Regions from separate parts of the Homo sapiens genome. Here all the other regions are linked to region 3. Evidence: chromatin loops called from intact Hi-C (ENCODE). Cell type or tissue: IMR-90. All regions are shown on one strand.

Evidence for each region. A loop is a pair of places that touch in the nucleus more often than their neighbours do. Peaks named below come from ENCODE experiments on the same cell type or tissue, not always from the same donor. Only the 100,000 strongest peaks of a DNase experiment are listed, where the experiment ranks them.
Region 1: a loop joins it to region 3, with 2.8 times the contacts of the local background. A loop is called at or near these places in 2 of 110 quality-filtered maps.
Region 2: a loop joins it to region 3, with 23 times the contacts of the local background. A loop is called at or near these places in 5 of 110 quality-filtered maps.

What each region holds. Positions count from the first base shown.
Region 1 is chr7:41,049,946-41,057,945 of GRCh38, reverse strand. No RefSeq gene overlaps it. Among named protein-coding and RNA genes, the nearest start is that of LINC01449, 48 kb to the left of the region's middle. RefSeq lists an enhancer at 3,361-3,655. In IMR-90, a CTCF peak has its summit at 3,908; a DNase peak (open chromatin) is centred at 3,905; H3K27ac peaks cover 153 bases.
Region 2 is chr7:41,937,500-41,945,499 of GRCh38, reverse strand. No RefSeq gene overlaps it. Among named protein-coding and RNA genes, the nearest start is that of INHBA, 240 kb to the right of the region's middle. In IMR-90, CTCF peaks have their summits at 2,276 and 4,553 (motif pointing left); DNase peaks (open chromatin) are centred at 2,309, 2,909 and 4,549; H3K4me3 peaks cover 539 bases; H3K27ac peaks cover 1,194 bases.
Region 3 is chr7:40,227,889-40,235,888 of GRCh38, reverse strand. The region is part of intron 6 of SUGCT (succinyl-CoA:glutarate-CoA transferase); the gene reads right to left. Among named protein-coding and RNA genes, the nearest start is that of SUGCT, 97 kb to the right of the region's middle. In IMR-90, a CTCF peak has its summit at 3,160 (motif pointing left); a DNase peak (open chromatin) is centred at 3,158.

The DNA.
Region 1 (8,000 bases), 820 kb before region 3:
TACATACATATATACCACACCAGGAGTCAACAAAAGTAACTGTATTAGTCTGTTCTCATGCTGCTATGAAGAAATACCCGATACTGGGTAATTTATAAAGGAAAGAGGTTTAATTGACTCACAGTTCCACAGGGCTGGGGAGGCCTCAGGAAACTTACAATCATGGCAGAAGGGAAAGCAAACAGGTCCTTCTTCACATGGCAGCAGGAAAGACAAGTGCAGGGTAAGTAGTTGGGGGAAGCCCCCTATAAAACCATCAGATCTCATGAGAACTCACTCACTATCATCAGAAAATAAGTATGGGGGTAACTGCCCCCATGATTCAATTACCTCCCACTGGCTTCCTCCCCCAACATGTGGGGATTATGGGAACTACAATCCAAGATGAGATTTGTGTGGGGACATAGCTAAACCACATTAGTGACATTTTAAGGGAAATGCCATCAAATGATGGTTTGAGATGAAAATGATGAGCTTTGGAGCTGAAATGGGCAGAAAAATTCAGGTTGTAAGCTTTATCTTGTGGAGCAAACCAAGTTGCCAGCCCAGCTGAAACAATAATCTATTATATGAGCTTCTGACCACACTAGATATCAACATCTTGGTTATAATAGTTCATTCAACCCACCAGGTGAATACGTCTACCTGTAAACATACCTTGTAAGTGTTCCTTAACAGGAGACCTTAGGAAGGTAAAAGAAGAGGATTTGTTAAAAATGGATGGAGAATGATATTTTAAGATACAAGTCAATACAAATTAATACATACCATAAATCAGCAATTTTTTTAAAAGTGGCTTTAATATAAATTTGCAGTTCTTCCACGTTTAGGAGTTGTTGGGAACTCATAGACTGGGAGTAAGCTAGTGTTGTGATATCCGTCAAGTTAAGCTCATATTCCTCCAGCTCTACTGGTGTTCTGAACACCAGTAGATCTACCCCATGACCTCATTTTCTTATAGCAGGGCTTTCCCTCATCTCTCCTGCTGATAAAGTGTCTCAAAGTTAATTTTAAGATCGGTCTTTATCAGGAATTGCTAATGAGGCTGTGCTTCCCGCCAGTCCCATCTGGAGATACTGATTGCCTGTTCTGCCTGGGTCCCTGGGCATTCTCTCCCATTTCCTCCCGAGTTCTTCCTCTTTTTGTTGGGTTCCAGGTTACCTCTGATATTCCTGATTTGTGTTCTCTGCCTGCTGTGGTTATGGAAAGACCTAATTCTGCCTCTTGGGTTAGGTCAGAATATCCCTCAATATTAAGCAGAAATATAAATTCCATGCCCTGCTCCATGCAATGCTGGTAGGAGTCCCCTCGATAACTGCAACTTAGGAGCGACTCCTGGTTAGCCATATTATGCCTCCTGTGACAAAGGCTTTGGTTACTAGAGCTGCAAAGAGGCTCCAAGCGCTTCTGCATACCCCCAACACCAATATATTTTGTAGTTTCTGAAAAGTACCAAGCCTCCTATCACAAGAACTGCTGTGACCTACACCACCCCTCCAAGCACGATCATCCCACCACTATTATTTTATACTTGTATATTGCTTTGTAGCTATCAAGGTGTTCCCATAATCTTTGCCATGTCTGATATGCACTAACTCCTATGACCTAGTCACAGTACCTGTTGTTATTTTGACTTTTTAAAAATGAGGATTCCAAAACTTAGGCTATGTGCCTCAAGGTCAAGGCTTGGCCCTTGGCCCAAGGTTACATGGCTAGTAAGTGGCAGAGCCAGGTTAAGCCAGATGCTCAAGGCATTCACTATGCTCAGGGCCCCTCTTCAGCTTAACCTCTCCCCCATCATTTGTCCAACTCCACAGGGAGCTGCCCTCTGAGAGCTTCGAAAGATGAAGTCTGGAAAGGATCTGACAAACTCATGAGTCTCAACATGTCACCCCTCTCAAGGACATTGCATTTTGATGAGCTTTGTTCAGTTATGTAACATGAAGGAACGCTCTCCTAAATATAAAATTGCAGACATTGGTGAGAAGTTAGTTGAGGAGGTATTGGTGGAAAATGGGAACTTTCTGACACCTCTCAAATCACATCCTGTCCAGGATCCTCATCAGATGGACTCCCTATTCCTCCTGAGGCCGACCCACTTTGGAGGTGTTGATTTATGCGTACGCTAGGAGAGTAAATCCAGGCAGAGGGGCTGCATTGCCGTTCATTGGTAGCAGGGTCTGTGTTGTGTTTCGATCTCACGCTTACTTATCAAACATGCACGGGCTTTTCTCATGCATTTTTTTAGTCCAGTTTTACTTTATTCCCTGTCACATCTGGTGGTACCAGGTCTCTAACCATAAAAAGAGGCAGCCCAGCAATCCAAACCTTGAACCCGCAGCAACTGTGGCAAACAGCAAGGAAGGGTTAACCGGTTTTGCACGAAGCAAGCCTGGCTCACCCCTGCGAATCTCTTTTTCACATTTGCTGCTTATTCATAACTCAAGCCCATCTGCTGCGCAAGTAATGATCAGCGGCTCCTGTTTCAGATGTCAACCGCCCCAGCTGTTTCTCTCTCTCTGTAAACACGAAGCGGGGAGCAATTACCACAAAATTAATATCCAGGCTTGATTATTTCTATGCCATGAAATGAAGACTGATGAGCTCTCTTCCACGCCCACCACCACCTCAGCCTCACACAATGCACACCTATGCAGCACAGCCCAGGCTAAAACCTCCCAAGAAGTCCCAGGTCGGTGAAGCTTGGAGGCTATGCTATGACCCAGGCCACCTGGAAATGCCAAAGTGAGCCTCATGTGTGTGGGAAAGCTGACAAAAAACTTAATTCCTGCTAGGCTTTGAGAGTGAAGTCCACACTGAAATTGAGCAATGAGGCTTGGAGACACTCCATTTAAGGTCAGGCTGACTCTTAGATAGGTTTTGATAGAGAGTCCTCATAACTCCTTCCATCAGCATTCTTTGATTTAAGGTAAATGTCAGACACAAGTCATTGTGGACAGCATGTCTCCCTCTCTGTTTTTTTCTCTACCATCCTGAAGCGGCAGGAATTGGAATGATCGGCCTCATCTCAAAAACTTCCTTCCATTATTGAACAAGCCTGTATGAAACATCAGCACATCTTCCTTCAGTCACAAGCATGCACTGAAGCCCCTGGTATGAGGCGCTAGCAAATGCAAGGCTCCACACAGAACATTTCCTGCCCTCCCCAGACTTCATGCTGGGGTAAGCATTTAAAAAAAAAAAGAGGATGAGGAAAACTCAGTCTGCCTGGCTTCAGCTCTTGGCTCTGCTACTTGCCATGTGCATGGTCTTGAGGAAGTTCCATGACCTGTCTGTGCCTCAGCTTCCTCAAGGATAAAATGAGGCTATACGGTTGTGGAGAGGACTGAAAGAGCTAATCGGTATGAAGTGTTGACTGCAGGCCCTGAACACATAAGTGAAATACAGGCGCTGTTGGTGTGCTGCCCCACTACCTTGAAGAATTTCCATGTAATAATATCTGGACAAACCATTGGGCGGCTTCACAGAGGAAACACACGTCAGCCAAGTCTCGATCAATGAACAGGAGCTCAATAGTCTGAGAAGATATGGAAGGCAAAGGAACAGCCATGACAAAGTGATGAAGGAATACAATGACAAAGGAATACACATTCGACATTAATTAAGTCATCCAGGGAAACAGAAGTGTAGGGTGCATGGTGGCAGGAAGATGATAGAGCAAGAAGGGAAGTTAAGTTTGGAACAGATTGAAAAAGACCCCAGTGATAAACTAAGAAGTTAAGATGTGTTCTTATAAAGAATGGGAAGCCTTGGTAAGTCTGTCAGTAAGGACATAACCCAAACAAATCCATACCAAAATAATTACTAAGAGCAGGCTGTTTGGAGGCTCAGTTGAAGTAGCCTCCTGACAAGGAAGTCAGCAGGACACCCCCCTCCTGGAGGAAAAAGGTTTTAACCGGCATGGGATTTTATTCAGCTTATTCTAACTTACTAAAGAGTGTTGCATTTTTTTTCATTGACTCATTGTAATTGTACATATTTAAGGGGTACAATTTGATGTTTTGATACACCCATATGTTTATAATGATCCAATCAGTATATTTAGCTTATTCATCACCTCACGCATTTATCATTTCTTTGTGGTGAGAACTTCTGTCTTATGAACCAGCTTCTTCGGTGTGTGTGCATGGGCATGGGAGTGTGTACATGGGTGCATGCATGTGTGTGCCTGTACAAGGATGGGCATACGTGTGTGCTCATATGTGTGTATATGAGTTGTAGGGAGCGAGAGTGGATCCAGTAAGAAGGGTCAGATTTGCATGATAAAATATCAGCGACTTCTAACCCTGTCCCTAAAAACCTTTTATTCATCCCACTATTCTGAAATTTCGTTAATGGAGGTCCGATTTATTCTTTTTTTTATTTTCTTTTTTTGAGATGGAGTCTCACTCTGTCACCCAGGCTGGAGTGCAATGGTGCAATCTCGGCTCACTGCAACCTCTGCCTCCTGAGTTGAAGTGATTCTCCTGGCTCAACCTCCCGAGTAGTTAGGATTACAGGCATGTGCCATCCCACCCAGCTAATTTTTGTATATTTAGTAGAGACGGGGTTTCACCATGTTGGCCAGGCTGGTCTCAAACTCCTGACCTCAAGTGATCTGCCTGCCTTGGCCTCCCAAAGTGTTGGGATTACAGGCGTGAGCCACCACACCTGGCCCTCAAATTACTCTTCATGTTCAGCTTAACTATACCTATGGTGGTAGAGAACGTTTGCAGGTGAACCCCCTTGCCACCAACTAGATAGTTCTGTTGCCTTGTGTGAGTTATATAACCCAGCTTCTTAACTTATAAGTGGGGATAATTGAGAGGATGTAAGGAGTGCTGTAAGGATAAAGTAAGACAGCAAACCACTTAGCAAAAGGCCTCATATCTACTACGCGTGAAATAAACATGAGCTGTCGCTATTGCAGAAGAATGTGGAAGCACACTGACATGCTGATGTGGCTCACCATCAGGTGTGAAGTCAGATATGGCTCCTTCCCGAGCCCAGGCCAGAAACCCTGTGAGGGCGTGATTAAACCTTGTAATCCAAGCTCTGCCATTCATTATGTGGCCTGCACCTCTCTGCGCCTGAGCCTTCTGTTGTGCCAGATGGAGATGATGACCATGCACCTACTGCAAGGAGTTTTGTGCAGATGAGATGAGTTGATATATGTAAAGTGGTGGGAACTGTGCCTAGCTTACAAGTGGTGCTATTTAAAGTTGGCTACTGATCCTATGAGGAAAGAGGAAAGGTAGAGACAAGGGGCTGAGGGAAACAGATTTCCACGGAGAAGTTCAAGGCCAATGAATAGGAGGATGGGGATGCTGAAGACCAACTTTTCTGACGACCAGGTTCTGAGCACACAATAGGACCACAGCTGTCCCTGGAACTGGCATGCTGTGTCTACAGGCTCACTACACTGTCCTCCTAGGGTCCTTCCCAAGCTAGAACAAAAAACAATGCCAAAAGTACAGTGCCAGACTTCTAGGTGGTCCCAACATGATGACTTGGAGGGGATGGCATTCTTTTGGACATATGAACTCTACTACTTGTATTAAATATTACGTTCCTGCATAGTCACCATTCTTTAAAGAGTAATAACAAGCTGGGAAAATGAGGAGAGACACACAAAGCTAGTTCCCCTGCCTATGAGTAACTGCTTGCCTGGAAACAAGTGCTTGTCTCTTGTTGAGAAATTCCAATGTACATCTAATGTTTCGAAAAAAAGAGTGAAAAGAATCAATCATTTGCATTATCAAAGGATTCTTGGCTTCAAGGGGAATAAAAAGAAAGAAAAGAAATGTAAAAGAGAAAAAAAGAATTCCCCACATGGTTTCTTTAAATGGTATCCTTTCTTGGTGAATTTCAATCCTGATTCAATTTGCAAATATTGGATTTATACTGCTGTGTATAAACCATATGTTCTGGAGGAGAGTTAAAAATGTGTAAAGTGAGGCACCCCTGTAGGAATGATATTTAGGGGGAATTAAAGCAAACTGGGAAAAAGGAGCTCCGTTTTTTTTTGTTTTTTTTTTTTTTTAAGAAATGGAGTAATTTAACTTAGAGTGTGTGAGCTTAAACATCAGCTGAAAAACAGCTGCTCCTCAGAGGAGGACGAGCCAAGAGTGAGGTTGGGAGGAAGTTGAGATGAGAGCTGTTTAGTTCTTCAATGCTCCTGTGTGTGGATAAAAGGGTGAGAAGGAGGAGATCTTCTTTGGCACAAGCAGCAATTCGAAGCGGTTCTAGAAGTTTCTGCCTGACTGAATCCATTCTTCCCCCTTTGCCGGCTGGAGTGGAGGAGCAGGGCCAAACACACAGAGCAGCACTGTCGCAGGGCAGCGGGTCAGGCACCTGTGAAGCCGCAGCCACATTACGTTCTTCAGGAGCTGCTTTTTGACTTAGCCGAGCACAATTTTCCATCCCATATGTGCAAAGCATTTCATCCATTAGCGTCTTTTTGGCTTCTTTGGACTTCTTTTTTTCCATTAAAAAAAAAAGCCCAAAAATAAAAACCTCCCAAACTCCAACTCATCACACACAAATATTTTGCTTCTGAAATCCACTCCATTTTCTCGTCAAAGACTGGCATATTTTAACCTGCAAAGGCTCAACTGCCCTCATCTGCTTTTGATTAATGCAAGTTGCCTCTTTCCTGGGTCTGAACCCGATCACATTAAACAAGGTATTTTGCTAAGTGTTGCGAGGCATAACAAGAGATCATGAGCAGCTGTCTTAAAGGAGCTTACGTTTTAATTTAATGTAATTTAATTTTAATTTAATTTCCATGTAACTGCCTGTCTGATTTCCTCAATTTCTACTATAGCGTAACCTCCCCTCCCAGAAAAAAATAACACATGCTTCTAAAAAACTTGCAAACCGACACTGTAAATCCTGTGTGGTTGAGGTAGGGCATATGTGGGTTAATGTGTGCCTATATGCACACTCACCCACCCACACTCACAAAGATACGCCGGTATCCAGATTCTATGTTGTGGCCATGCTTTGTCTTGAATTATCTAACATTTTTTAGGATCTTGACCAAAACATCTTTTGACCTAAAGACCACATGTAGCCCTGATATGACTACACATCAGGACCACGGTGAGGATGGTTTTAAAAGAGAGAAGGACAGAGGATAAGAATTGCCACAAAAGACACTACTGCCATCGTGCAAGAGTGAGATGATAATGGCCTGAACAAGACCATTATTGTGGGAAAAGAGTCGAGTCAAGACATATTCAAAAGTCAGTTTGCAAGACTTGCTGGCTTCCTGGATTTGGGGAAATAGGAAGTTTGTGGCCTCGGTTCACTCCCTGGTATCCAACCAGGTGACTAGGAAGATGGCACTAATGTCCACTAAGATACAAAATTCACTGCAAGGAGCAGGCATGGGGCAGAAAAAGAATGAATTAAGATTGGGACAAATTAAGTGTGATTTGATTCTGCGAATTCTAAGGATCTATATCCAGGCAGCAGTTGTAGAAGAGTCTGGAGCAGACAGGAGAGGTCACTGCTGAACAGGACAGTGAATCATCAGAGAGGCAGGCAAAGCCATGTACACCAAGGACAGATGGGGCTGTAGGTGTGAGTGGGAAACTGTGTCAGTTTAGGTGTCGAGGAAGGTTAGGATTGGGACTTGTCCACTGGATTGAGCCAAAGGTGGCCTTTCCCAGAAAGTCACAGTGATGTGGTTGGGAAGGAAGACAGCAGCAGAGGCTTTGGGTGTGGGTGGAGGGCTGTCAGGCAGACGTGGCAGTGGGTGCAGTCACACAGATCACCACAGTAATCCTGGTATTTGTTCTGCAATGACACAGGTTACAAAGGGGATCAGAAAAGCATTGGAGGTGGTGTCATGGCAAATCCACATGCATTCCTAGGAAATGCACAGGGTACAGAGCATCACTCTAGCCTCTGGTTTCATTCTCCTCCCAGACACAATGCACAGGACCTGATGTGTGTGCCCCCAAAACATGAAAGGACTCGGATTCCATGCAAAG
Region 2 (8,000 bases), 1.7 Mb before region 3:
AATGGGGTCTGCAGAAGGAGAGTGTTCTCTGGAAATGAGAGTTGGGGCTTCTTGGGCCCCCTTGTGGGTCACAGCTATGGGATTTAACCTCATGTGGGATACATTGTCAAAGAAAGGGCCCTAGCTAATATTTCTTGGTAAGTTTTCATCCTTCAATTCTCTGCAGTTTAATACCTCCAAACACATATTTCTGAGTTACAGTGTTTATTTAGAAACCTCACAGAGCCTTTGGGAGGCCGAGGCGTGTGGATCATGAGGTCAGGAGATGGAGACCCTCCTGGCCAACACAGTGAAATGCCGTCTCTACTAAAAATACAAAAAATTAGCAGGGCGTGGTGGCAGGCGCCTGTAGTCCCAGCTACTCAGGAGGCTGAGGCAGGAGAATGGCGTGAACCCAGGAGGCAGAGTTTGCAGTGAGCTGAGATCTTGCCACTGCACTCCAGCCTGAGTGACAGAGTGAGACTCCATCTCAGAAAAAAAAAAAAAAAGAAAAGAAAAAGAAAAGAAACCGCAGAGCCATCCGGGTACGGCTGCATGTATTTGCATTTACAGTGACTGATGCTGAGTTCCTGGCTATAGGAGTATTCCATTTTATGGAATACTTCTGGATACTGCACTCACAGACTCAACTGTAAACTGAACACATTTATATTATATCTCTAATCTCTATTCTCATAATAGTCTTACTAGTATTACCACCACTTTAAAAATGGAGAGAGAGAGAAAGAGAAAGTGTGTGTGTTACCTTTCTGAAATCACTCAGCTAGCAAGTGCAAGAACAGGGATCCCAACCCTCACCACTTCTCCACATTCCTTGTTTTGCGAATCAAGATGTGTGACCCTGTTTGGGGTTAGGCACAGTGGCTCAAGCCTCTAATCCCAGCACTTTGGGATGCCGAGGAGGGTGGATCACCTGAGCTCAGGAGTTTGAAACCAGCCTGGCCAACATGGTAAAACCCCATCTGTACTAAAAATACAAACATTGGCTGAGAGTGGTTGTGCACACCTGTAAATCTGAGCACTTTGAGAGGCTGAGATAGGAAGATCACATGAGGTTAGGAGTACGAGACCAGCCTAGCCAACATGGTGAAACTGCGTCTCTACTAAAAATATAAAAATTAGCCGGGCGTGGTGGTGCACCTGTAATCTCAACTACTCAGGAGGCTGAGGCAGGAGAATCGCTTGGACCCGGGAGGCAGAGGTTGCAGTGAGCTGAGATTGTGCCACTGAACTCCAGCCTGAGTGACGGAGTGAGACTATGTTTCAAAAAAAAAGATGTTATGACATTGTTTGGGTCATAATCAGTCACAGAGAAACATAGTGGCAAAATCCCAGTCTCTGAGTTCCAAGGCAGAGAATATGTGAGTTTACTCAGAGATGACAATTTAAGATTGCCTCTTCCTTAGCTCTGGGACCTCAGGCAAGTTTATGTATCTGTGCCTCAGTGTCCTCATCTGTCCAGATGACTGAATCATTGTGAGCAGGAGATGAGTTAAGTCTTGCAGTGTTTGCAGGCACCAGGGAAGTGGCACAGGTTATAATTAACAGTTCAGACATCAGGGAAGGGTTCCAAGAACATGAGTTAAACACTGACTAAGGAGGGGCCCTTTCAGAAGAGGAAGAGGTGGAGAGGAAGGTACAAGAGACAGTATGAGGTGGGAGAGTGGACCTCTGTAGATGAGGGTCAGGAAGGAGGTTGACAGGATGTACATAAGGCACTGGCAGGAGTGAAAACTCGGGGTGAAGGTGCATAGGCCCCAAACACCCCATGAAGGAGTCTGGGCTTTGCCCTGGAGGACCAGAGCTGGAGGGGACACACCAGGGGGGCCAGTGGGTGTGCTTTTTGGAGAAAATTTTAGAAGAAGAGGGAGGAGGCCAGAAGTCAACGATGCCTGGTCTAGAAGTCATAGCTTCTGTGAACGAGGAAGTCTCATAGGCAAAAGAACAGGCCTGGTCTTATGGGGTTCTGGGTCCAAAGGCCAGACCTGTTGCAAAGTGTCAGCAAGAGAAAAATTCCTGGCCCTCTCCTGCCAGCTCTAGCTCCCCCTGTCAATGAGAGAAAGGACAGGCCTATTCCAGAACACTCAGCCATCAGGCACAATCTCCAAGACTTGACTGTCCACTGCCCTCCTTCCCTCCCTCCACACTCCCCTCACCACACTTGTGGAGGGCCTGGGGATTAATGCCCAGTTTGCAGGGCATTTAATAGTGGCTTCTCAGCGGGCGGAGCTGCAAACGCGTCCAACAGCCCCTTCAGCCCATGCTGCTGCTGCCACCGCGTGGTGCAGGCGGGGAATGACTGCGCACCGTCCCTGTTCAGCGGGAGCACCGGAGCCCATCTCCACCTCCGTTCTCTGCGCTGAAGAGGAAAGAACCACGCGGATTCAGCACGGGGAATGTTTCTTGTTTAGGAACTGTAATATAGGGATTGGACACTAGCTAAAAAAGAGCATCTTTGGAGATGGGGGTATTAAACAGTTCAAATATGCTTGGGATTCATCAATATGAGACTTGGAGAAACATCTCTGTGGCCACTGCTGTGGCTTTCTTGGATCTGAACCAGACACTGCCTTTGTTTTTTACTACATATAAGCCAGAGGGAGTCCTGGGCTGCCTGAGCTGGGGAGGCGGGTGCGGTGACAGCAGCGCCCCTGCAGACTGAGCCTGCGAGTCCCACGCGTGAAGCCCACGCGTGAAGCCCGCAGGGTGCGCCGGGTTGTGCGGGGCATGGCAGCTCCCAGCCCCTCCACACATCGGGTCGGCCACTTCCCTGCGGGGACAGAATCTAGCATTTTTTCAACTGTCCTAGTCTATGTATAATTCCGTTTGTCTTTTGAAAGCAGTTGTTTATTTTGAAAGGCACAAGCGGAATGCCTTACATCAGCGCCCCTTGACCCGGAGGTAGGAGGAGCGTGAGAGGAGCCACAGGGTGGACTTTAAACCACACCGATGTGCTTGAGTCACGGGTCCTCGGGTAGCAAGTGGCTCTGCACAAGTTGTTGAACTTTTGAATTTTTTTTTTTTGACAGAGTCTCACTTATGTCCCCCAGGCTGGTGTGCAATGGCACGATCTCCGCTCGCTGCAACCTCCGTCTCCCCGGCTCAAGCAATTCTCCTGCCTCAGCCTCCAGAGTAGCTGGGATTACAGGCGCCCCCCACCAAGCCCAGCTACTTTTTTGTAGTTTTAGTAGAGATGGGGTTTCACCATGTTGGCCAGGCTGGTCTCAAACTTCTGACCTCAAGTGATTCGCCTGCTTCAGGCTCCCAAAGTGCTAGGATTACCGGCGTGAGCCACCACGCCCGGCCAGTTGTTGAACTTTCTATGAGCCTCTGTTTCCTCATCTGTGGAATGTGTCCTAGTCTATGTAGTAGATTAGTCTCTCTTGTAGAGGAGTCTAAATCATCAAGGGCGGTGTGTTTGCCTTTCATTTTACCCCACTCCAGACCACTCAGCAGGGCCCCCTTCTCGTTACTCCCTTTAACTATTGCAGCGAGTTAGGCAGTGACCCTTATATTCATGTCCGGGCAATCACTTCAAACATGGATATAGATGAACTCTGTGCCAAAAGAAGCATGTAACTGATTGCCCCCCAAAAGGAGAGGGCCAGGGCTGGTCATAGCGATGACCATGTGCCCAGAGGTCTTAGCGTGTGCCCCAGAGGAGGCTCCAAAATGAGGAAATGAGGGATCTGAAGGGCGGAAGGGAAGAGAGGTTCAGGCAGGTGTCCAAGGCTATCTGCCTGGTCAGTGACAGAGCCTGGACTGTGTGAAGGCAGATCCCATGCGTCTACCACTCACTGGCTGCCTCCAGCGGAAAGCAGAGTGGGCCCTGGGGTCACACACTCAGCTGGGAGGGAGTCCTCTTCCACGGAGTCAGTGGGTGACAGGGAATAGCCAGAGGCAGGGAAAGGAGAAGAGAGTGAGCAGAACAAGGTCATGGCAAAGTCTGGGTGAGAGGGAGGCTCCCAGGTGCAGGGCATTGAGAAGGGAACCCACAAGGGGAGGGGCCGAGGGTGGGGAGCCGCGGCTGGGGCACACTGAGGGTGAGGAGAGCATCCCATCCATGTGAAAATACCCAGGAGCTTGGGGATTTTGAGCTCCTATGAGTGGGCGTCTCATACCCAGAGTTCATTGCTGATGCCTTGACTGATTTCTTAAAACAGAAAAGATTTACTTGTAGGTGAAAGGAAGGAGAAAGACAGAAAAGAAATGTAATAGAGTGTCCCAGACAGGACTCAGTGCCATCAGGGATAGGGGTCAGGCACCTCTTGCCCAGAGATGCTTAAGGAGCTATGGTTCTTTGATGCTCTACCATTCTAGGAGTAGTTCAGGCAGCAAGAGAAACATCTTCCTGCCGCTAAGAATTGCTCAGACTTCAGCTGTTGTGGGCACTTACATTACTTAAGTTCAGTTTTTGTCACTCAAGGAAAGTCTTGTTGACAGAGGTGACAGAGGCTCAGAGTTAGGACCCATGTAGCAGAGATCAGCTTTACTGGGAAAAACTGCTTTGAGGCTCTGTAGGGAGCGGAATGAGAAACGGCAGTCACACACTGCCCCCTGGTGTTCAAGAGCATTTACTGTACCTTGGCTGCTTCCAAAGAGACAGGCGGAGCTCAGGCTTAGTCACCTTACAAATGTCCTTCCTAGGTGTTTTGGGTCTTACACATGTTCTTTTCACCTGTCAGTAACGAGGACCAGCTTTAGTGTTTACCAATCTATTTGCGCACTTTTTGGCCATACAACCCCGTGCAGGAAAAATAATCACAGGGAAAGAGAAGTGGGCTCTCCTCCCTGCACCCTTCCCTGCTCCCACAGCAGCCCACCTGGGAGCTGGCATATGTGATGGTTGAAAAGCATACTGCTTTTTACGTGTCATTCCTCAATAAAGTGATTTTCAAAAACACACAAAAAAAGCGTGGACTTTGCAGACAGATCATATTCAAATCCTGGTGCCCTGTGACCCAGAGGGTGGATAAGTCACTTAATCTGTCTGCGTCCCAGAGCGCCATGTGCTAGGAAGTGAGAATTAAAATACAAATGGGTCTGATCTCCAGCAGCTCAGAGGTGGCTGGAGGACTTACAGAGAGGAGGAGGTTTTCAATACAGCACCAGAAAAGCTTCAGAAGAGGTCAGTACTGGGAGCAGTGTATCTGAGAACCAGAGATTGAAATGGCTGTTTCATGAGGGCGATTGTGAACATTAAATGAGAGAACATGGATAAGGTTTTTAGTGCAATTCTGGCACACAAGGAACCACAAATTATAGTTATTAGAGTTCCAAAGGGGCCTCAGTGATTAAGAGCAGTAGGTCTGGGGACAGGATGGAGGTGTTGCTCCGTGTTCTGTGGCAGGGATTGACTAGACCTGGGCAGCCCAATGGAGATATAATGCAAGTCACAAATTAAAGCCACAAATGTAATTTTAAATTTTCTGGTAGCCTTACTTTAAAAAGTTTTTAAAAAGTGAAATCAAGTTTATACTTTATTTAAACCTATAAATCCAACATATTGTCATCTCAGTATGTAACATCAACAATTATTAATGACGCCTTTGACATTTTTTGATTTTGCCAAATCTTCACAATTCCATGTCTGTGCTACATTTGCAGCACATCTCACTTTGGACTAGCCACGTTTCAAATGCTCAATAGTTCCTGTGGCTCATCTGTATTGAACAGGGCAGCTGTAAAGGGCCACCTTGGCAAGGAAGAGGGACAAGACAGACTAGGCACATCCACCCTGCAGTTGAGCTGGAGAGCTTCATTCTGCTGTGTCTGCCTGTTTGGTCTAGGAGACATTAAATCTGTGCTTGTCAAAGAGTGGCTAAGAGATCACCTGCTTCAGAATCTTCGGGGCTGCCTCTTGTTTTTTTTTTTTGTTTTTTTTTTTTGACATGGAGTCTTGCTCTGTCGCCCAGGCTGGAGTGCAGTGGCGCCATCTCCGCTCACTGCAAGCTCCACCTCCCTGGTTCACGCCATTCTCCTGCCTCAGCCTCCAGAGTAGCTGGGACTACAGGTGCCCGCCACCACGCCTGGCTAATTTTTTGTATTTTTAGTAGAGACGGGGTTTCACCGTGTTAGCCAGGATAGTCTCCATCTCCTGACCTCGTTATCCACCCGCCTTGGCCTCCCAAAGTGCTGGGATTACAGGCATGAGCTTCCCCGCCCGGCCCTGGTCTGCTTCTTAAATGAAAAATCAGATTCCTTGTCCCTTTCTTACTGAAATCTCTGGAGGCCAGAATCTGCATTTGAAATAGGCTTTTTAACTGATTTTAAAGTCCAACATCCCATCCCCTTTCAAGTGTAGACAATGCATTACTTGGCACACAAGAAGGCATGCCCAATAGATGCTTCTCCTTTTGGATTAAAAGTCTGGAACCAAGGATTGGGGGTTAATAATTATGGAGGTGGTCATAACTACATTGCCAGGTCTTACCCTTCCTATTTAGATTCCCTTCACCTTGAGTTTAAACCTGGCCCTGTTCAATAATTTTCTCTAACATTCAGCATTCTCCTCTGGCCTATGTGATTTGGTGCAGGCACACAAAGTAAATTCTCCATAATATCTGAGAAGGTGACTCTTACATCCAGTGGAAAACTCAGCCTGTGGTCCATCCATGAGCATGAATGTCCCAATCTCATTTCCCCAGCATGTTCCCTCACCCTGCCCTAACTCCCCAACCCAGAGGAGCCAGAGGGAGAAATTTCTACTTATCTCGTTGTTATGGCCTGAATATGTCCCCCAGGATTCTTGTGTTAGAAATGTAATATCCAATGCAATAGTGTTGGGAGGTGGAGCTTTTGGGAGATGTTTACATCATAAGGGCTCTGCCTTTGGGAATGAATTAATGCTGTTTATATATAAAGGGGCCTGTGTGAAAGAGCTTATCCCTTGTATTCTTCCACTCTTCTGCCATGTGAGGTCACAGTGTTTCTCCCTTCAGAGGATGAAGCGAGAAAGTCCTTGCCAAACACCAGATGCCAGCCCTTTGATCTTGGACTTCCCAGCCTCCAGAACTGTGAGAAGTAAATTTCTGTTCTATATAATTTACCCAGTCTGTAGCAATCTGTTATAGCAGCCTGAAGCCGACTAAGGCACTAGCACCCTGTCTGATTTCTCTCTCCCTTTTCTAGAATCTGCTGCCGTGAAAGCTCTGTGTGGGGAGACAGAAGGATGAGAGCTAGGACATGCCCTGGAGAAGTTTTCCCCATGGTCTTGGGGATTAACATTAGGCTCCTTACTACTTATGCAAATTTCTGCAGCTGGCTTAAATTTCTCCTCAGAAAATGGGTTTTTCTTTTCTACTGTTTAATCAGGCTGCAAATTTCTGAACTTTTATGCTATTTCCCTTTTAAAATGGAATGCTTTTAATAGCACCTAAGTCACCTTTTGAATGCTTTGCTACTTAGCAATTTCTTCTGCCAGGCCAGACGCAGTGGCTTACGCTTATAATCCCAGCACTTTGGGAGGCCAAGGATCACCTGGGGTCAGGGGTTCGAGGCCAGCCTGGCCAACATGGTGAAACCCCATCTCTACTAAAAATACAAAAATTAGCTCAGTGTGGTGGCAGGCTCCTGTAATCCCAGCTACTTGGGATGCTGAGGCAAGAGAATTGCTTGAACCTGGGAGGTGGAGGTTGCAGTGAGCTGAGATTGCACCATTGCACTGCAGCCCGGGTGACAGAGCAAGACTCTGTCTTAAAAAAAAAAAAAGAAAAGAAAGAAATTTCTTCTGCCAGATACCCTAAATCATCTCTCTCAAGTTCAAAGTTCCACAAATCTCTGAGGCAGGGGCAAAATGCCACCAGTCTCTTTGCTAAAACACAAGAGTCACCTTTGCTCCAGTCCCCAGCAAGTTCCTCATCTCCATCTGAGACTACCTCAACCTGGACCTTATTGTTCTTATCACTATCAGCATTTTTGTCAAAGCCATTCAGCAAGTCCCTAGGAGGTTCCAAACTTTCTCACATTTTCCTGTCTTCTTCTAAGCCCTCCAAACTGTT
Region 3 (8,000 bases):
TCTCCAGCCACCTGGAAGACTCTCCCTCAACCTTTTGTAAAAGAGCACCCTCATTATATATGTTGCCACAGCACTTATCACAATAGAAACACAATACCATTATTTGTTAGATTTATTTTGTCTCCTCCCTACTAAAGTGTATACTCCAGAATGTTTTTCTGTTTGGTTCACTGCTGTATCCCCAGCCTCTAGAACAGTGTTCAATAACATTTATTGAAGGAATGAATGAGTGCAAAAATATTTTATATAAAAATAATTTTTTGGCTGGATGCGGTGGCTCACGCCTATAATCCCAGCACTTTGAGAGATCAATGCAGGCAGATCACTTGAGGTCAGGAGTTTGAAACCAGCCTGGCCAACATGGTGAAACCCCGTCTCTACTGAAATTACAAAAATTAGCCAGGCGTGGTGGTGCATGCCCGTAGTCCAGCTACTTGGGAGGCTAAGACAGGAGAATCGCTTGAACCCAGGAGGTGGAGGTTGCAGTGAGCCAAGTTCATGCCACTGCACTCCAGCCTGGGCAATAGAGTGAGAGTCTGTCTCAAAAAATAAAAATAACAAAAATTTTTTTCAAAAACAATCTATAAAAAGTAAATAAATAAAACCACAAAAGTGAGTGATAATCACCAATTAATCTACCCAGATGCATTCGCCACCAGAAATGATCTTTGTCACAAATAAGAGTATGTAAAACAAACTCCACAGATAAAATTATCACTTAATATGAAGGAATTAAAATAATTCAAGATTATAATTATTGATGATTAAAAAAAGGTGTTAAAACATGTCTCTGCTTATGTTTTATCTTGGAAAATTTCAAATAAAAATAGATAGAATATATAATAAACCCATCGGTCAACTTCAATAATTATTCATGGTCAATTTTATTTCCACTATGCCTATCTTTCAATTAGAACTGTTACATGAAGAAAAAATAAAACCATTATCTTTTTCTTTTTTTTTTCTTTTTTCTTTTTTTTGAAACTGGGTCTCACTCTGTCACCCAGACCGGAGCGCAGTGGCACCGTCGGGGCTCACCGCAACCTCGACTGACTGTGTTCCAGCAATTCTCCCCCCTCAGCCTCCCCAGTAGCTGGGACTACAGGCACACACCACTACACCCAGCTAATTTTTGCATTTTGGGTAGGGATGGGATTTCACTATGTTGCCCAGGCTGGTTTTGAACTTCTGAGCTCAAGTGATCCACCAGCCTCAGTCTCCCGAAGTGCTGAGATTGGGCATGAGCTACCACGCCCGGCCACATAAAACCATACTGAAAAACCCAAACGTCTTGATTCAGGTAAATTACAGTTTTATCTCCCAATATCAATAACAAAATGTATAAATTCTTAACTATTACTTTCTCAGTCTTTAGAAGAACAAAAATGGGATATGAAGCAAATAAAGAGAAATAAACTATAAGCCAACATTCTCTGTGCAGAAATAACGCCAAGTTTTAGAGAATGAGTTCCAGGGCAGGTAGTGTGCTGCTGTAGAGGGCACCCTGGCCCGGGATTCCAGCCTTCAAAGCAATGGTTTTCAAACCACTGGTAGTCCCCAGCACAAAACAAGTCTCCAGGAACAGAAAGAAGCTGCCACCATCGGCAGGAAGGCCTGTGCACTGTGAACCACCTGTTATCTCAGCAGGAAGTCAACAAAAGAAATTAAGTTTCAGTTAACTCTAGGTTCGGAAAATCAGGTGCTTCTGGCCAGGAGCCCAAATCCCTCAAATGGGACAAACCCAGGTCCCTCACCATCAGTGCAACTCTAAAAGGACTCTTCTAAATAAAGGCCTGCAGGAAAAATTCTCTTTTTGTTCAGCTTAGAACAAGGGAGAGACACAAATATCCTAATTACTTTAAATTACAACTTCTAAGTATTTCTATTAAAGAGAAAAGGAATAGTTGCTCTCATTGGAAGCAGTAAAGTATAGGGAAAAAGGGGAGTTTTAGGATTAAAAAAAATCTGGATTCAAATTATAGTTCTGCCAACTATTAAATCTTTGACAATTCATTCAATCTTCCTAAGCCTCAATGTCTTCATCTGTAAAATGGCAATATTCACATTTATCTCATAGATTTCTTATGAGGATTTAATTTGATTAGATAACACAAGCAAAATGAATTTTATATCAAGAGCTAAATATACATAATTACTAAAGATGCATTAATCAATGTATAAATAATATATTAGCTTACCTTTTCTACAAAATGTTGAGAATAACAAAAAGAAAACTACCCTGAGGTATGTCAAATGATGACAATAGACATCTAAGCATTTAAATTATGTTGTTTAATAAACCATAAAAATTAAGATATTTTGTACGTGGAATCTTGCACTTGTTCATAATAGCGAAGAAGCTGACAATAATAATAATAAACGTGGCTCTCGCCTGTAATCCCAGCACTTTGGGAGGCCGGGGTGGGTGGATCACTAGGTCAGGAGCTCAAGACAAGCCTGTCCAACATGGTGTAACCCTGTCTCTACTAAAGATACAAAAAATTAGCCAGGCATGGTGGCGCATGCCTGTAATCCCAGCTACTTGGGAGGCTGAGGCAGGAGAATTGCTTGAACCCGGGAGGCAGAGCTTGCAGTGAGCTGAGATCGTGCCATTGCACTCCAGCCTGGGCGACAGGGCAAGACTCCATCTCAAAAATAATAATAATAATAATAATAAACATATATATTCCATAATAGGAGTCAAAAATTATTCCACATTTTCACCTTATACTTGTAACTATTTAAATACTGACTACCAGTACTATGAATAAATTTTATGAGAATAAATAAATAAAATTTTAAAGCAGAGAATGAACATCAAAATGGTATTTTACTAAGATTACTCTGTTGGTGATGTGCAGAATGAAATTATTCATTAATAATTTAATGAAGAGGTAGAAAAAATGTTAAGCCTGGGATCCAGATAGTTCCTTTAAATTTTATTTTTAGCTTTACAATTCCAAAAACAACTATGATTAAAATCTAAATTAAAGAGGAAAAATGTATGCATATCGATTCTACTTTATATTCAAGTAAAGAGCTAAGAAAAATCAGGGAAGTTATGGAAAATCAGAGAGGAATACCCAACACACATTTTCTTTCTCTTTCTCCCTCTCTTCCACTTGGTAATTCACATTCATTTTAAGGAGCAACCTCGCCATCTTGTGGCATTTATGGACACTGAAAGCAAAACGTGAATTTCTAGACGTTGGTAAAAACGTACAGGGAGGAAGCTAAGGGGAAAAGATTTATTATCTCTTAATATTTTCCCTGAGTGCCATATGATCTGGCCTGCCTACCCCATTTTTCTTCTTAATTATGTCTGACTTTGTGTTTTCCCTCTCTCCCATCAGTGCTCAACACACTGTCTTGTTAATGGTTATACTTTTGGAGGTCACAGGTCCCTTTGACAAACTGGTAAGAAGCTATGAACTCTCCTCAGAAGAAAGTAATTGAATACATGCTCATACTCTTAGAACCCCACTCATTAACCCCTGTTGCCCTGGGTTAAGAGTCAGGTTAACGACCTTCAGTAGGTCATCACTGCTCTAGGCCTGGAGAACCTCAATTATCAAAACAACTCTCCCGACAGGGATCTGTTCAAGGACAGCTTTGAGGCTTCCAAGCAACCAAGAGACTCAGGATGAGGCTTTCACTTGATAATAAAAGGAAAAAAGAGAACAAAATAAAGTATCTCTCATCTAGACTATTCCATTAGCCACCTGTTTCTGCTCTCCCTACCTCATTTTTGACTCTTGTGATCACAGTGATTGACTGATTGATTGATTGAGACAGGATCTTGTTCTATTACCCAGGCTGGAGGGTAGTGGTGTGATCTTAGCTCACTGAAGCCTCAAACTCCTGGGTTGAAGCAATCCACCTGCCTCAGCCTCCCAAGTAACTGTGACCACAGGCATGCACCACCACATCCAGCTAATTTTTAAAATTGTTTGTAGAGATGTGGTGTTGCTTTGTTGTCCAGACTAGTCTTCAACTCCTGGGCTCAAGCAATCCTCCCACCTCAGCTTCCCAAAGTAATAGGATTACAGGCATAAGCCACCACGCTCAACCATACAGTGACCTTTTGAAAAGGTAAATCAGTACACTACTTTCCTGCCTAAAGCTTTTTAAGGGCTTTCCAAGTCACTTAAAATAAACCTCCACTCTTTATCCTGGCTTAGAGGGCCCCACATGGCTTGGTTACTACCTACTCTTTGGCCTCAGCTCGTCTGTTTTCCCAATGCCCTATCTTGGGCCCTGATATTGTTTTTAGTGTTCTCCACAGCTTATTCCCAAGGTGGGGCCTTTGCACAACCTAGGATGTATTTCTCTCCAATCTTCACATGGCTTGCTACTACATCCTCCTCAGAGAAGCTTTCTCTACCACCCAATCTAACATAGACTCCTAGGAATTCTCTAGCATTTTATGATATTTTCATTCTCTCTAAAGTACTTATCACTAGTGGATACTTTTATATTTTTGATGGATATCTCTCTCCTCTAGAATGTTAGTACCCTGAGGCCTGTGACCAAGGTGACTGTTCTCTGCAATATCTTTAGCACCTAGAATTACGTCTACCAGTAACTTAGCAAAAGCATGTTTAATAAATGAGTGAATGTGAATATATAAGTCTGGGAATAAAAACAACACTTGTTACAACCGGCTATAGGACAGAGATAAACCTCTGCTCCCTCCAGTGATGTCTGAAATAACCTATTGAGGGTAGAGGACTCCTGGCAACTGAGTTTCTGAGGTTCAACTGTTGGCATTCCCCAACAGTCCATATTTGGTCCTCTCTCTTCTCATTCTCATCTCTCTAATGAATCTCATCCCTTCTAAACAAGATACTGGAAATTCCCGTATCTAGAATAACAATGACAACATTTATCAAGTTATTGTGTATTAGACACTCTGTTAGACTTTTGTCAATTATTTGTTTAATTCATATAACAACTCTATGAATTATCCCCTTTTTACAACTATAACTGAGACATGGAAAGGTTAACTAACCTACTCAAGGTCACACAAATAGGAAGTAACAGAGCTTAGATTTGAACCCAAGTCTGGGTCCTTAAATAAAAAGATGTTTATATATATTTATGCATGTATGGACATCTCCACCAGAAAGTCCAAGGGAATGCAAGCTGACAACCCCTAAGAAGAAGTTATCCCACTTAAGTCACATTCATATGCCACCAACCCAGACTGCTCCTTCTACATTCACTAATTCAAACTGAAGGAAACCTAAGGGCCATCCTGGACTCTATTCTTTTACTTCCTGCCTATATCCAATAGATCACTAATTCCTAATTATTTGACCTGCCAAGTAATTCCCAAATCCATCCAGCCTCTCATGTCCTGCGATAGCCTGCTTACCACTTCCCCTGTCTCAGTTTATTCTTCATGTGGCTACAAAAGCCTTTCGAATTTGTAATTCTAATCAAGACATTTCCTTATTGAAATTCTTACGAAATTGCCTGTAGGATAAAAATAACAGTTCCTTAGCATGACATACTGAATTGTTTGTGACCTAGCCCCCACTCACTACCTATATCTTATCTCTGGCCACCACGTGACATGCATACTTAGAATAGCCGTTCTTCAGACATGCAAACTCTTTAATTCCTCTGGGCCTCTATACATGCCATTTCACTTGTGATCCTCATCTCCATTGTTTGTCAGTTCAAGGACAGCTCAAACCTAGCACTCTTTAAGATACAGACCTGGTCAATGATAGGTTACTAGAGACAAGAAAGAAGCAGGTTTCAAAGAGGACTAAGACCTATCCTGGTAATGAGTTCAAAAACAGTGTATATTTAAAAGTAATACCATTGTTATTAGCTAGAAGGTTAAGATTAATATTCTAAGCAACTACAGAAACTCCAACAATAGACTGTTTACCTCAAAGGAGAATAAAATGCAATAAAATGTTTCATAGTAAGTAATGTAATTCTTCAAAATGTACATACATACCTGGATTCTGTTTATTTCTCTACTCATTTTCTAGTGTAGGATGTTTCTGAATTAAAATGATAGGAGGTATAAACTCCTGATGCTTTTTTTTTTTTTTTTTTTGAGACAGAGTCTTGATCTGTGACCAGGCTGGAGTGCAGTTGCACGATCTCGGCTCACTGCAGCTTCCAACTCCCAGGTTCAAGTGATTCTCCTGCCTCAGCCTCCCGAGTAGCTGGGACTACAGGCACGCAACCACCAAGCCCAGCTAATTTTTGTATTTTTAGTAGAGATGAGGTTTCACCATGTTGGCCAGGATGGTCTTGATATCTCCTGACCTCGTGATCCACTTGCCTCAGCCTCCCAAAGTGCTGAGATTACAGGTGTAAGCCACCGCACCAGGACTTTTTTTTTTTTGAGACGGGGTCTCACTCTATTGCCCAGACTGGAGTTCAGTGAAGCAATCTCGGCTCACTGCAACCTCCACCTGCTGGGTTGAAGCCATTCTCCTGCCTCAGTCTCCCGAGTAGCTGGGACTATAGGCGCATGCCACCATGCCCGGTTAATGTTTGTATTTTTAGTAGAGACAGGGTTTCACCATGTTGGCCAGGCTGGTCTTGAATTCCTGACCTCAGGTGATCCACCCGCCTTGGCCTCCCAAACTGCTGGGATTACAGGCGTGAGCCACCGCACCCAGCGCATATTCTTTTTTAATATTTATTTTCTTATCCATCCACTAAAAAGGCCTAGAATCAAAGACTAACCCAGTATCACTGAGATTCCTACTATCAGACAGTAGTATGTAAATACCACTTCCCACTAAGAGGAACTAACAGTCCTTGAAGAAATGGCTGATTCCAGGATGGGGCAGGAAAGGTACAAAATGTTCCTGGAATATCTTGTTTTACCAGAAATCAAGGAAGCTATCAAAAATTATTGGTCATGTCAAAAAGACGCAGAAGCCAACCCGGAAAGGCCTTTACTGGCCTGAGAATGTGAGCATCAAGAAGGATAATAATTGCAATAAATTGAAGCACATCAAATATGCTCAATATTGTGGGTTCATAATGATATTACAAAAAAAAAATAGCCATCACTGGTAAAGCCTAGGGGAAAATTCATTATTATGGCAATTGGTAAATAAAGGGAATGTGCATCTCTCCTGCCTATACCTCAGGGTAATCAAATAACTGATCAGAGAAAGAGTCCCCTTACAAAAGTTTCCCAACTAATATATGAAGAAGGAATGATAGAACTAGAATAGCACATTTTGTAATTCCTAATAAATTCACAGATCTGGGAAATCATCATCAATGCCTGCCAACATCACAGAGAAAGTAATGCCCAGCCATTATATGCCTCTTAGTGGAACTGCACACCACCTTCTATGAAGTATTTTTGGCCAAAAAAACAAAACAACAAAAACACACACACACACACACAAACCTGAACAAGTTATAGATCAGTTTATAAAGAACAAAAAAAAATTAACATCACAGGAATTCAGCAAAATCAAAAAACACAACAGAATAAATTAACTGGTTTTTTAAACAAATTTCAAGAAAAAAGACTGAGAAGGAACTATAAATTTAAAGTCTTAAGAAATATATAACTCAACTACTATGATTACTTTATTCGGATCCCAATTCAAATTACCAACTAAACAAAAGAGAGAGAGAATTGGGAAAAATCTGAAAAACAACTGTATATTTAATGATATTAAGGAATAATGACAAAAAAGGAAAGAAAGAAAGACCAGGTGCAGTGGCTCACACCTGTAATCCCAGCACCTTGGGAGGTGGAGGCGGGATGGATCACTTGAGGTCAGGACTTCCAAAACAGACTGACCAACATGGTGAAACCCCATCTCTACTAAAAATACAAAATTAGCCAGGCATGGTAGCGCATGCCTGTAATCCCAGCTATTTGGGAGGCTGAGGCAGGAGAATCGCTTGAACCCAGGAGGCGGAGATTGCAGTGAGCCGAGATGGTGCCATTGCACTCCAGCCTGGGCAACAAAAGCGAAACTCCATCTCAAAAATAAATA